Regions from separate parts of the Homo sapiens genome. Here region 2 is linked to region 1. A link is a contact called in ENCODE Hi-C or POLR2A ChIA-PET data. All regions are on one chromosome and are shown on one strand. Each heading gives the region's core, a stretch centred on a gene start or an enhancer-like site at or near the end of the contact. The rest is flanking DNA. Distances are from core to core; before and after follow the strand shown.

Region 1 (6,104 bases), core at 921-3,420:
AAGCAACTTGTCCAAGGCCATGCTGAGAGAAATTTGGTAGAGTCCGTCTGAAGTAGACCCATGATCTTCTGATTCCTTACCAAGGGTAGTTCCTAAGGCTGTTAGTCTTTCACAACTTTCTTTAATAGCAGACAGGGGTGATTAGCAGTTGCTATTTGTGAAATGTCTAAGAGTTGATGCCTGGGATGGCCCTTGAGTTCACAGCTGTGAAAGTAAACCCATTACAACTATTTTTGTTTGTTTGTTTGTTTGTTTGAGATGGAGTCTCACTTTGTTGCCTGGGCTATAGTGCAGTGGCCTGATCTCGGCTCACTGCAACCTCCGTCTCCTGAGTTCAAGCAATTCTCCCCCCTCAGCCTCCCAAGTAGCTGGGACTATAGGCGCACATCACTACACCCGGCTAATTTTTTTTACTTTTAGTAGAGATGGGGTTTCACCATGTTGGCCAGGCTGGTCTTGATCTCCTGACCTCGTGACCTGTCCGCCTTGGCCTCCCAAAGTGCTGGGATTACAGGCGTGAGCCATCGCACCTGGCCCCCCATCACAACTATTTTATGGTCTGGGTCCCAGATTTTATTCACCTCTCTACCCCGGCAGCAACCTACACAGTGTTTCCTGCCTTCTAGGTGTATTAAATAAATACATGTTGGCTGAGCACAGTGGCTCACACCTGTAATCCCAGCACTTTGGGAGACTGAGGCAGGAGGATTGCTTGAGCCGAGTTTGAGACTAACCTGAGCAACATAGTGAGACCCCATCTCTAGAAAATAAGTTGAACATGAGCATGACCTAATAGCAATGAAAAAAGAATGCTCCCTATTTTTATCCATGACACATTATAGGAGATAAAAATGTCCTTCAGCGTACCTGAGATTATCAAGGATAGAAGTACATAAAACATTAAATTTCAGCTCTTTAGAATTATATGCCTAAATGCTGTTGGGTTTCCAAAGATAGTGGATTTCAACCCAATTTAATTTTAAAAAATGATGTTCACGCTAAACAAATAACTGTGCTGGGGTTGTAAGTAAGATCTAGTTTCTCACTTACAGGAATTTAGTGTCAAGTGGGAAGATGCAGAATGTTCGTAATTAACTACAGTATTACATGAAATAGAATGTGTTACCTGCCAAAATAGAGATCTACAGTGCAAAGAGACAAAAAGGTGAGAACTGGCTTTCACTTAGGAGAGTGAATGAAGCATTTGTGGAGGAAATGGTATCTGAACCGAGCCCCTAAAGGGTAGGTGGATCTTGCCTGTTAAAGAGAAAGAATCTTCTGGGCAGAGAAAATCACATGGGAAAAGAGATAGGCACAAAGATCTCTTGGGAGCAGCTACTTTTCCATATGGACTGGGCAGGGCACGCGAGTGAAGTATGAAGTTCAACTGGAATGTCATTGGGAACAGCCAAGGCCGAGAACTATGGAATAGTTTTGAGCCAGGGGAGATATGATCAGGGCTGTGCTGCAGAGAAAGTGGCTGCAGCAGGGAGCAGTGTGGAGGGCAGGGGGAAGAGATAAGAAGAGAGAGGTGAAGAGTTGGAAACCAGTAAGAAGGACACTTCAGAATGTGACATGAGTGAGAGAGTGGGTTTGGGCTCCTCTGTGGTAAACCTCATTTTGAAACTGGTTTCACTCGCTACCCCTGCAATTTAGGCTTTAAAATAAGACTGTCTTTGGACTTTAGTTTTCTCACCTGTGAAAGGAGAGGGTCGATGCTGGCTCAAGTCGGCCATCTCTGATGGTCTGTGATTCTAAGCATCTTATTTGTCATCTGCTACAAATCCAATTCTGGATGGCTGAGGTCACTTCTCATCCTTAAAATTTGCTAACATGAATTTGGTGTTGTTTGGTGCTGTTTGCAATTGGAAATCCCACTGATATGGCCATGATTTGGGGCAGGATTGGGAAGATGAAATCATTGAGTTGGAGTTTATTCCAATTTGCCTTATTTAAAACTTATTTCAGTTATACCAACTTTTCAAGCATGGCTGAAAAGAGAAAATATATCTTGCTGGGTTTACAAACTCGGGGGACAGGAAGTAGGTTTCCAACTCTGAACATGTGGTAGGTTACTTAGGTTACTTCTTGTAAACACAAGGATTTTACATCAGGGGCAGAGGCCAGATTTCATGACTATAACTGGAAATCTTAGGAAACAGATGAATCATATAACCCATCACTTCAACTGGAAAGCAAATGTATCCTACTATTAGAGTTTATCTCGAAATGCTTTGGGAAATCTCAGGGGGCTGGAGGAACCCTCAGCTCAAGCCATTTGTGGGATGTGTTGGTCCGGCATAGACTCCAGCCAAAAGACCAAATATTGCCTTTTGTTGTTTCCTGGAGGGAAGGATATGGACAACAATGATCTGGCCGTGGGGAAGATTCAAGGGAATAAAAATGAATCATCACCAGCCACCAGGAAGCACCAGGAGCTCTCTAAATGGAATGGAGGCCTCCCATACCTTGGGTGGGTGAGGTAAAACAATAGCTGATGAGGGAGACAGAGGCGGAGATAGGAACACTCAGCTTTACTGAGACTGGCAACCATGGTGAAGGAACTAACCAAAAGAAATATGAGCTTGCTGCTGCCCCGAATTTCAAAAGAAATCACTTCGGGGCTGGTTTCCTGTAGTGTCCCTTAGGGAGGTCATTTTTTTTTTTTCTGAGCCACCCCTGGTGATTTCCTCATCAGCTGCCCCAGCTCTAGTATCCACCATGAGCAATGTCATCTGCATAATAATGTGGAGAATGTAACCAACTATTCACTCCATGTCCAAAAGGGCTCTGTGAACTATGAGGCTACAAAGAGCCTCCAACCAGAAGACTGGAGTGCTAATTGCTGCCCTAGGAAGGAGGGTGGAGGGACATCTGCCCTCCAGTTCAGGTCCTCAGCTGCGGCTTTGGGGGAATTTTAGACACACCCTGCTAGTTGCTGGACCCTGGGACATAGGATTTGAGCTGGATTCTTTCTTGTCTTCTTGTGCTTTTTAAATAATGTAATTAATTAATTACCTTTTTAAAGCATCCTTATATCTCTCCATTTATTTTTGTCTTCTTTAGTGTTTCTAAATAAAGTCTTTTTTTAACCTTTAAAAATTAAGGATATTTTCAAACATACAAAAATTAGAGGATAGTATGATGAACCCACACCACCTAACTTCGATATCTGACCAAGTTTGTTTCACTTATGTCCCTTCCAGTTTTTTTCTAGATATGTAAAAACACATTCGAAGTATCATGTCATCTGTAAAGTCTTCAAAATATATTGCTAGCAGATAAGGAGTTTTAACAAATAACAGTACTACTATTATATGTAACAAAACTAGTAATTTTTTCACCTCACGTAATGCCCAGTGATCCACTTTCTCTTGTTGTCTAAAATGTCTTTTTTGAAGTTGGCTTGAGTTGGAAACCAAGTAAGATCTATACAAAATACACGTTAGTTCCTCTCTTCTTTTCATGCTATTCATTCGTAGAAGAAATCAGATAATAGGTTCTGTAGAATTTCGAGCTTTGGCTTATTGCATTCTTGTGGTGTTTTCCCAAGGAGCCCTTGTGTCCAGATGGTGGTCTTTCAATAACATTTCCCAATTTTTTATGATTACAGGGTTTTTGCTTATTTGATTTTATATTTGTATCTTGTTGTTCCTATGCTGAAAAGCTCAGTCTCTATATTAACATAATTACTTGTCAACTTTAGCTTACAACACATATATAGCTTAAAAATAATAGGCAATAAGACTACTGAACCTAGGTTAAGAGTTCTCTGCAATAATTCCATGGAGATAATATCTTCTTTTACATCCCTAAAGATATTTACTATAGTTCCTTTCTGCATTGATGTTTTCCTTTATTTTCTTTATCATTTCTGTTTCACTTTTCAGGCATTGATAAACCTTGGCTGTTGCTTCAAATATAAATGATTCTAGAACATCAGAATAACTAGTAACAGTAAGATTACTCAAATAAGCAAATAAAATCAAAGAAGGTAAGTAAAAATTTTATAATCTAACGTTTGAATTGGACATATCACTATAAACTCATTTTATCTTTTAAAATAAATTTTAAAATGCATATTTCATTGCTCTGTCCCTTGAAAAAGTCTAAAAGGAATGACAACTCAGCAGTAATTAACACAATAAGCATCCAGATTGTGGTTTTTAAATCCTATTGTGTCCAGAATTGGTGGGTTCTTGGTCTCACTGACTTCAAGAATGAAGCCGCAGACGCTCGCGGTGAGTGTTACAGCTCTTAAGGTGGCGCCTCTGGAGTTTGTTCCTTCTGATGTTCGGATGTGTTCAGAGTTTCTTACTTCTGGTGGGTTCGTGGTCTCGCTGGCTCAGGAGTGAAGCTGCAGACCTTCGAGGTGACTGTTACAGCTCTTAAGACAGCGCGTCTGGAGTTGTTCGCTCCTCCCGGTGGGCTCATGGTCTCGCTGGCTTCAGGAATGAAGCTGCAGACCTTTGTGGTGAGTGTTACAGCTTGTAAAAGCAGCGTGGACCCAAAGAGTGAGCGGTAGCAAGATTTATTGCAAAGAGCGAAAGAACAAAGCTTCCACATTGTGGAGAAGGACCTGAGCGGGTTGCCACTGCTGCCTCCGGCAGCCTGCTTTTATTCTCTTATCTGGCCCCACCCACATCCTGCTGATTGGTAGAGCCGAGTGGTCTGTTTTGACAGGGCGCTGATTGGTGCGTTTACAATCCCTGAGCTAGACACAAAGGTTCTCCACGTCCCCTCTCGATTAGCTACATAGAGTGTGGACACAAAGGTTCTCCAAGGCCCCACCAGAGTAGCTAGATACAGAGTGTCCATTGGTGCATTCACAAACCCTGAGCTAGACACAGGGTGCTGATTGGTGTGTTTACAAACCTTGAGCTAGATACAGAGTGCCTATTGGTGCATTTACAATCCCTGAGCCAGACATAAAGGTTCTCCACGTCCCCACCAGACTCAGGAGCCCAGCTGGCTTCACCCAGTGGATCCCGCACCAGGGCTGCAGGTGGAGCTGCCTGCCAGTCCCGGTGCCCTGCGCCTGCACTCCTCAGCCCTTGGGTGGTCGATGGGACTGGGCGCCCTGGAGCAGGGGGTGGCGCTTGTCAGGGAGGCTCGGCCGCACAGGAGCCCATGGAGGGGGTGGGAGGCTCAGGCATGGCGGGCTGCAGGTCCCGGAGCCCTGTCCTGCGGGAAGACAGCTAAGGCCCAGTGAGAAATCGAGCGCAGCGCCGGTGGGCTGGCACTGCTGGGGGACCCAGTACACCCTCTGCAGCTGCTGGCCTGGGTGCTAAGCCCCTCATTGCTCGGGGCCGGCAGGACCGGCCAGCTGCTCGGAGTGCGGGGCCCGCCAAGCCCACGCCCACCTGGAACTCCAGCTGGCCCGCAAGCGCCGCGCACAGCCCCGGTTCCCGCTCCGTGCCTCTCCCTCCACACCTCCCTACAAGGTGAGGGAGCTGGCTCCGGCCTTGGCTAGCCCAGAAAGGGGCTCCCATAGTGCAGCGGTGGGCTGAAGGGCTCCTCAAGTGCCGCCAAAGTGGAAGCCCAGGCAGAGGAGGCGCCGAGAAGGAGCGAGGCCTGTGAGGACTGCTAGCACGCTGTCACCTCTCACTATTCCCAACTAACAGGAACTAGAGCTCTTTAGAAAAATGCTTGATTCCAAGTCTAGGGCAAAAATTAAAAGGTGAGTCTGGGACATTGTTTTGTGTCAAAGAAGAAACAAGAAAGCCTTTCAAAACAAATGGGGCTGTAGTTATCCAATGGGTTCTTCCTGCCTGCTGCAGAGACAAAACCCATTCACTGAGACCACAGTATTGCAGTAAAGAAGGAGTTTAATTAATACGAGGCCGGCCACGTAGAAGAACTGGAATTATTCAAGTCAGTCTCCTGAAGGCTTGGAGGTTAGAGTTTTTCAAGGAGAGTTTGGTGGGCAGGAGGCTAGGGAATGGGAAATGTTGATTAGTTGGGGATGCAGTCATAGGAGCCTGGAAAAATGGTCCTTATGTGCTGAGTCAGCCTCTGGATGGGGGCCACAGGACCATTTCAGTCACGAGTCATGGTCTGGGTAGAGTCAGTTGGTTGCCATAAATGTAAAAGTCTAAAAACAT
Region 2 (6,104 bases), core at 1,523-4,022, 51 kb before region 1:
CCAGGGTGGGAGGATTGCTTGAGCCCAGGAGTTCAAAACCAGCCTGGGCAATATAGTGAAATCCTGTCTCAACAAAAAAGCTAAAAAATTAGCCCAGCATGGTGGCGCATCCCTGTGGTCTCAGCTGCATGAGGTGCTAGAGTAGAAGGATCACTTGAGCCCAGGAGATCGAGGCTGTGGTATGCCATAATCGTGTCTCTCCACTCTGGTCTGGGCAACAGAGTGAGGACCTGTCTCGAAAAAAATAAAATAAAATAAAGCTTCCTGATAAGACTTACTTTTCTGCCAGATAGTTATTAAATATATCTCACATTATTAAGTATCTCATACTCTTTTTTTTCTCTCTCTCAGCTACTGTCAGTTTGATTAAGCTGATCTTTTTAAAAATCAAATAGGAATACACCCAGAGCTTTTATATTCTGACTATATGCAGAAAAATATCTTGAGCCAAGTTCTCTCTGGTCTTTCTAATCTATAAATTTTTTTGTTAAACATGTTTAGGAACTTCATAGCTATGCTAGTAAAAGGGTGAGGAGTTGGGGATTAATTCTAAGCCTGAAGAAGAGCCACTGGGGAGTGAGAGGACCTGATTGCTGTCTAGCCACCTGATATTGCCTTATTCATGGTTGAAGTTGGTTCCCAGCCATCTAGCCAGGGAATTAGCCTGGACAAAAGTGGTGGGCACATACCTGGATATCTCATTTACCAGTTCATGTTGTCACTGGCTCCCTTCTCTTTGGCCTAAAACTGAGATGAAGAGCCGGAAGGCATTGCCTCTTGGTTATGAAGACCTCCTACCTGTACTGCCCCAGAGCTTCACTAAAAAGAAGCTCCAATTGGGCTCACAGAAGTGACAAAACATATATTGTGGGGGTCATTAGTAACGTTAACTCATTTCGAACTGCTCATGGGCAGAGCCATGACTTTCCTAATACACACACCAGTGCCTGAGCCCATGTCTCCATAAGCATTTGTTCTTCGTTTGATAAACAAATGGATAGATGTATTTTAGGGCAAGATATTCATTCATTTAACAGATATTTACTGGGTACCTAATATCTGCCTGGCACCATTCTACATGCTGTGATAGAGAACTGAACAAAATAGACAAGTCTGCCCATGAAGATTACATTCTAGTGAGACGTGGTGTGTCATGACTTTTTCATAGTCCTGGGTATTCCAGGTTGTGGTGGTGGTGATGGGGGTGCTGCTGCTGCTGCTGCTGGTGGTTGTGTGTGTGTGCTTGTATTTCTTGGGGAACAGGGGTTTATAGAGGAGAAAGTAGTGGAGATTAATGTAAAAAATTGACTTTTAGAGAAGCTAATAATAGTCAGCTGAAAGCAGCAGGGCATGCTGTATATACTTTCAGCCCTGCATGCTCTGATTGTAGAACAGAGGGAGCACTAGAGTCTGGAGTACCATAGAGTACTCCACAGAGCCAGCATTCAGGTGGCCTTGAGGACAGCATTTTCAGTGTCAGGTGAAGGTCTAGCCTGAACAGAACCTGAATTCCCTTTTATCAGCTAGGGCTCTTAGATGCTAGTCATGAACAAGAACCCGGCAGGGTGCAGTGGCTCATGCCTGTAATCCCAGCACTTTAGGAGGCTGAAGTGGGAGAATCACTTGAGCCCAGGAGTTCAAGGCTATAGTGAGCTCTGATTGCACCTCTGCTCTCCAGCCTGAGTGACACAGTGAGATCCTATTTCTTAAAACAAAACAAAACAACAACAACAAAATAAGAACCTTCTATAGCTAATTAGAGCAGAAAGAATGTTTACTAAAGGATATTTGGTATCTTAAAGAAACTCCAGGAGAGCCAGAGAAACAGTGATGGAGACTGTACACCAAGAACTATGCCAAAATTGCCTACAGGACTGCTCCATGGAGGCCAGAGGGCAGCATTGGATACAGATCCTGCAGCTCACACTGCTGACACAGGAATCCGGACACCACCAAGACTGGTAGCTCAATGTCTCACCCCTACCCTTGCCACAACTGAGTTTCCAAAACTTTTTTAAAGTTCCAGAATAACACAGAATAGAAAAGAATTATCACAGACCACGCTTCCATATAACCACCACCCAGGTCAAGAACCCTCCCATGCCCAGTTCCCACCCCTATTCCTGTCTCTCCTCAATGGCAGAATAGCTCTTCCTGTCATTCTTTTCTGAGTAGAAAATCTTGTATCTGATTGGAGCAGCCTGGGAAGGTGAGTTTCTGGCATTTACTCCATAGAGATGAAGATTTAAAATAATTCCTCAAGGATAGGAAGGGTTTTCACAGGTTTTGAACAGCTTTACAGTATCACAAACTGTTACCATGTTCCCCAATGGGTAAATAAACATCTCAACCTCGTTAGGTTGAACCAGGTGTAATTTTAATTTTTGTAGGTTAAAAGTGGCTGAGTATCAGCAGTTTCCTGTGGTTTAACCTAATAGAAAAGAGTGTCAGTTAAAGCACAGGAAATGGAAAAGCATCTGAAAGAGATGAATAAGGAAGTGCTCAGGAAAGGCGAGAATGCTTGAAGCCAGCATCAGTTAGTAATGTGAGGCTTTGAACCTGTAAGTTACCTAGTTTATTACCTCCAGCATCTCTCGTTGCTATATGAGAAGTTTGTGGAACTAAGACAAGTGGTCTCTGTGTGTATGTGTTTGTTGCTTAGTAGTGAGCACTGCAAGGCAAGGAACACTGGGGGGAATTTAAAGCAACTGGCTGTGAAACCTCAAGACAGGAAGGAAGCTTCGCAGCTTGGTAGGTGCCAGTAGAGAATTGTCCAAGCAAGACAGAGCTACAGCCTTGTTTGCGTCCTGTTCTGAAGGCAGCGGGGTGGGTTGTACTACATTTTATAACACTTCTAAGTGGCTGTGGTTAAAATACACATCCTTAATGCAAGAAAATCATCAGGTGGCACAAAGACAGGCTATAATTTCATTCAGGTCAACATTGCTTAATAGAGGAAAAATAGAAATGACCTAGATGTTCAATTACGAGAGATTTTTAATATAAGTTATTTATCCATGTAATAGAATGCTAAAGAGTACCTAAAATAGTATTGTAGAAAATTATTTAATGACAAATTAAGCTGTTCAGGAAGCAGTAGTCTAATGATTAAAAGTATAGACTCCAGAGCCAAAATGCTTTGTTTGAGTCCTGGCTCTACTTACTAGCTGAGCTAAGGTGGGCAAGTTCCTCACTTGAGGTGTTAGAAGAGTTATTATAGGTAAAGCATGCAAAAGAGTTTCTGGAACATAAGAGGCACTGTGTATGTGTCAACTATTATGATGATTATTGTTGTTGACTGAATGTTTGTGTTCCCCCAAATTCATATATTGAAATCCTCAATGTGATGGTAGTAAGAGGTAACTAGGTCATAGGTAATTACCTCTGGGAGGTAATTAGGTCGTAAGGATGGAGCCCTCGTGAATAGGACTTGTGCCCCTAGAAGATGAGACAGAAGAGCTTGTTTTTCTCTGCCATGTGAGGATACAACCAGAAGATGACCTTCTGCAAATCAGGAAGCAGGCTCTCTCCAGACACCACATCTGCCAGTACCTTGAGCTTGAACTTCCAAGCCTCCAGAACTGTGAGAAATGAATGTTTATGGTTTAAGCCACTCAGTCTATGGTACATTTGTTATAGGAAGCCAAACTGACTAAGACAATCATATTCTTAAGGAAACCAACAAGGTTTAAAAACATAGTATATACTAATTAATCATGTGTATTTACTTTTGCTCCCTTATGAAATCTCACTAAAAAGTCTGGGCATGGTTGCTCATACCTGTAATCTCAGCACTTTGGGACTCTAAGGTGGGCGGATCACGTGAGGTCAGGAGTTCAAGACCAGCCTGGCCAACATGGTGTAACCCCGTCTCTACTAAAAATACAAAAATTAGCCACACATAGTGGTGCACACCCGTAGTCCCAGCTACTCAGGAGGCTGAGGCAGGAGAATAGCTTAAACCCAGGAGGCAGAGGTTGCAGTGAGCTGAGATCATGCCACCGCACTCCAGCCTGGGTGACAGAGCAAGACTCCATCTCAAAAACAAACAAACAAAAATCTCACTAAAAGAACAGTAAAGGAATTGAGAAATTAAAGTCCATGAAGACAGAAGGAAAATGGAGATGCAGCACATACATGTTTTGGCCAAATGCTAAATGGGTGAATGTTAAAATCAATGTTTGTCCAAAACCAAGGCTAACACCAAATAGCACCATCATTTGATTAAATTTCTGAGATATGAGAATAAGTGTAAAGTTTCAGTTAATATTTCAATTTTCAATTTTATTATGAAAAATTTTAGTAGTCAAATATTTGAAATTTGACATTGTTGAGCAGAAACCCAATTTTCTCAGCACTGTCAGCTGTGGAATGCTCCAAGGGTCACTATATTGCACATTGGCAATACTAAAGGCATTGCTGGTTTTAACTGAGGTGAGTAGAGTGGAAGATTTTTTTTTGTTGTTGTAGAGACAGAGTCTCACTCTGTCACCCTGGCTGGAGGGCAGTGGTGTGATCTCGGCTCACTGCAAGCTCCGCCTCCTGGGTTCACACCATTCTCCTGCCTCAGCCTCTCCAGTAGCTGGGACTACAGGCACCCGCCACCACACCTGGCTAATTTTTTGTATTTTTAATAGAGACGGGGTTACACCATGTTAGCCAGGGTGGTCTTGATCTCCTGACCTCATGATCCACCCACCTTGGCCTCCCAAAGTGCTGGGATTACAGGTGTGAGCCACCGTGCCTGGCCAAGTGGAAGATTTTAGTAGTAGTAGTAGTAGTAGTAGTAGTAGTAGTAGTAGTAGTAGAAGCATTTTGGCTAGCTCTGCCAGTGTGGGATAATTACTGATTGTAATGTTAACACTAAGTTACCAAGTCTTTTTCCCTCTCTAATAGTAACTGCCTAAAGCAGAGAGTTAACTCATCTTTGGTTTCTGCAATTAAAACTTAAATGATGGTGATAATGCAATTTCATTGAGGCAAACCACTTCCTTTAAACGAGGCTTAAATATATTTAGAAAGAGACTTAATATCACTGCCCTTCTTTCTTTTTCTTTTTTTGGGGGATAGGTGGGCAGATAGGCATTGGATGGTTTATCAAAACTTTATCAAAAGTTTTGTACTTATATCCTGATCTAGAAATGTGGCAATGGATAGATGCAATTGGCTTTGAAAGTTAGAAAATTTCTCTTTAAATTTCCATTTGTATCTCAATTTTTATTGTATGCACTCTAATTCCAGCATCTATCCTGGAATAGAAGGATAGATGGAGCTTTACAACAGGTCACATATAAAAGATACTTGGCCTCTCAAGGCACATCAGTTTGGTATACTCTATAGCATACTCCAGGATACAAGCTGCTTTTTCTGCAAACAACTGTTGGATTTTTGATCTGCTAGATTGACAGAAAAAAAACTTCCTGAATTATAATCTTCTCCATGTTGTTTACAATGTCCTAATTCTGTATTTTGTATTTGACATTTGGACATGTCATGTGTGACCACTTGGTGAATTAATGTTGATTATTGTTGACCTCTGCTTCTATTTCACTTGGCTGCCAAGAGCCTTCTGGGTCTCACACAGTTAAAATCACATTAAACCTAACTGAGGAGATATTTACATAATGGAAAGTCAGTGAAGAAAAGTGTTAGGCAATTGTCAATGACAATATGACAGCCATGATGGAGGCTATTGATTATTTGGGAGCCACAAGCATCTGATGTGTTGGCCATAGGCTTGGTTGTGTGTTCAGACAGTGATGATAGCACAGAGTAAGGTAACAGAAGTATTAGAAGTAGACAGTGAGAGAGTGGGCCCCTTGCCTTAATCTTCATCTCAATCTACCTGAATACAAGGGATTTGGAACTGCCTTGTCTACTCATTCAACTTGTTGATTTAAGATGGAATGAAAGCTGTGCAATGTTAAAGAAGCTGTTTGAACAAAAACAAGTCTTAATACTGCTTTTCTGTGTAACATTGCCAGCCTAGTAGGACCAAAATTCACCAACTGATATGCCTAGTTTTTCTGTGAGGAACTTTTGTACCTAGAATTCATAGCTTCAGCAAATTGCCAAAAAATGTTTTCTGTTTGATTATTGCAAAT

The links. A loop is a pair of places that touch in the nucleus more often than their neighbours do. ChIA-PET counts read pairs that join two places held with the same protein, here RNA polymerase II (POLR2A). Pooled maps may share reads with other maps.
Region 2: a map of natural killer cell shows a loop between it and region 1 (2.2-fold over the local background). The contact joins the enhancer-like site here to the promoter of LINC02319 in region 1. A Hi-C loop is called at or near these places in 1 of 168 maps with a recorded cell type or tissue (natural killer cell) and 1 of 50 pooled maps. POLR2A ChIA-PET finds 5 or more read pairs at or near these places in 4 of 52 experiments (A673, OCI-LY7, T-cell and 1 more).

The regions. Positions count from the first base shown.
Region 1 is chr14:52,121,563-52,127,666 of GRCh38, reverse strand. It overlaps LINC02319 (long intergenic non-protein coding RNA 2319), which reads left to right and starts at 2,170. Exons shown (of 3, transcript NR_187197.1): 1 at 2,170-2,473; 2 at 3,891-3,994.
Region 2 is chr14:52,172,744-52,178,847 of GRCh38, reverse strand. No RefSeq gene overlaps it. Among named protein-coding and RNA genes, the nearest start is that of LINC02319, 50 kb to the right of the region's middle. Within about 2 kb of position 2,772, at least 6 of the 41 ENCODE cell types and tissues checked have a DNase peak (open chromatin) inside an H3K27ac peak, as active enhancers do; they include OCI-LY7 and natural killer cell, where a contact is called at or near this core.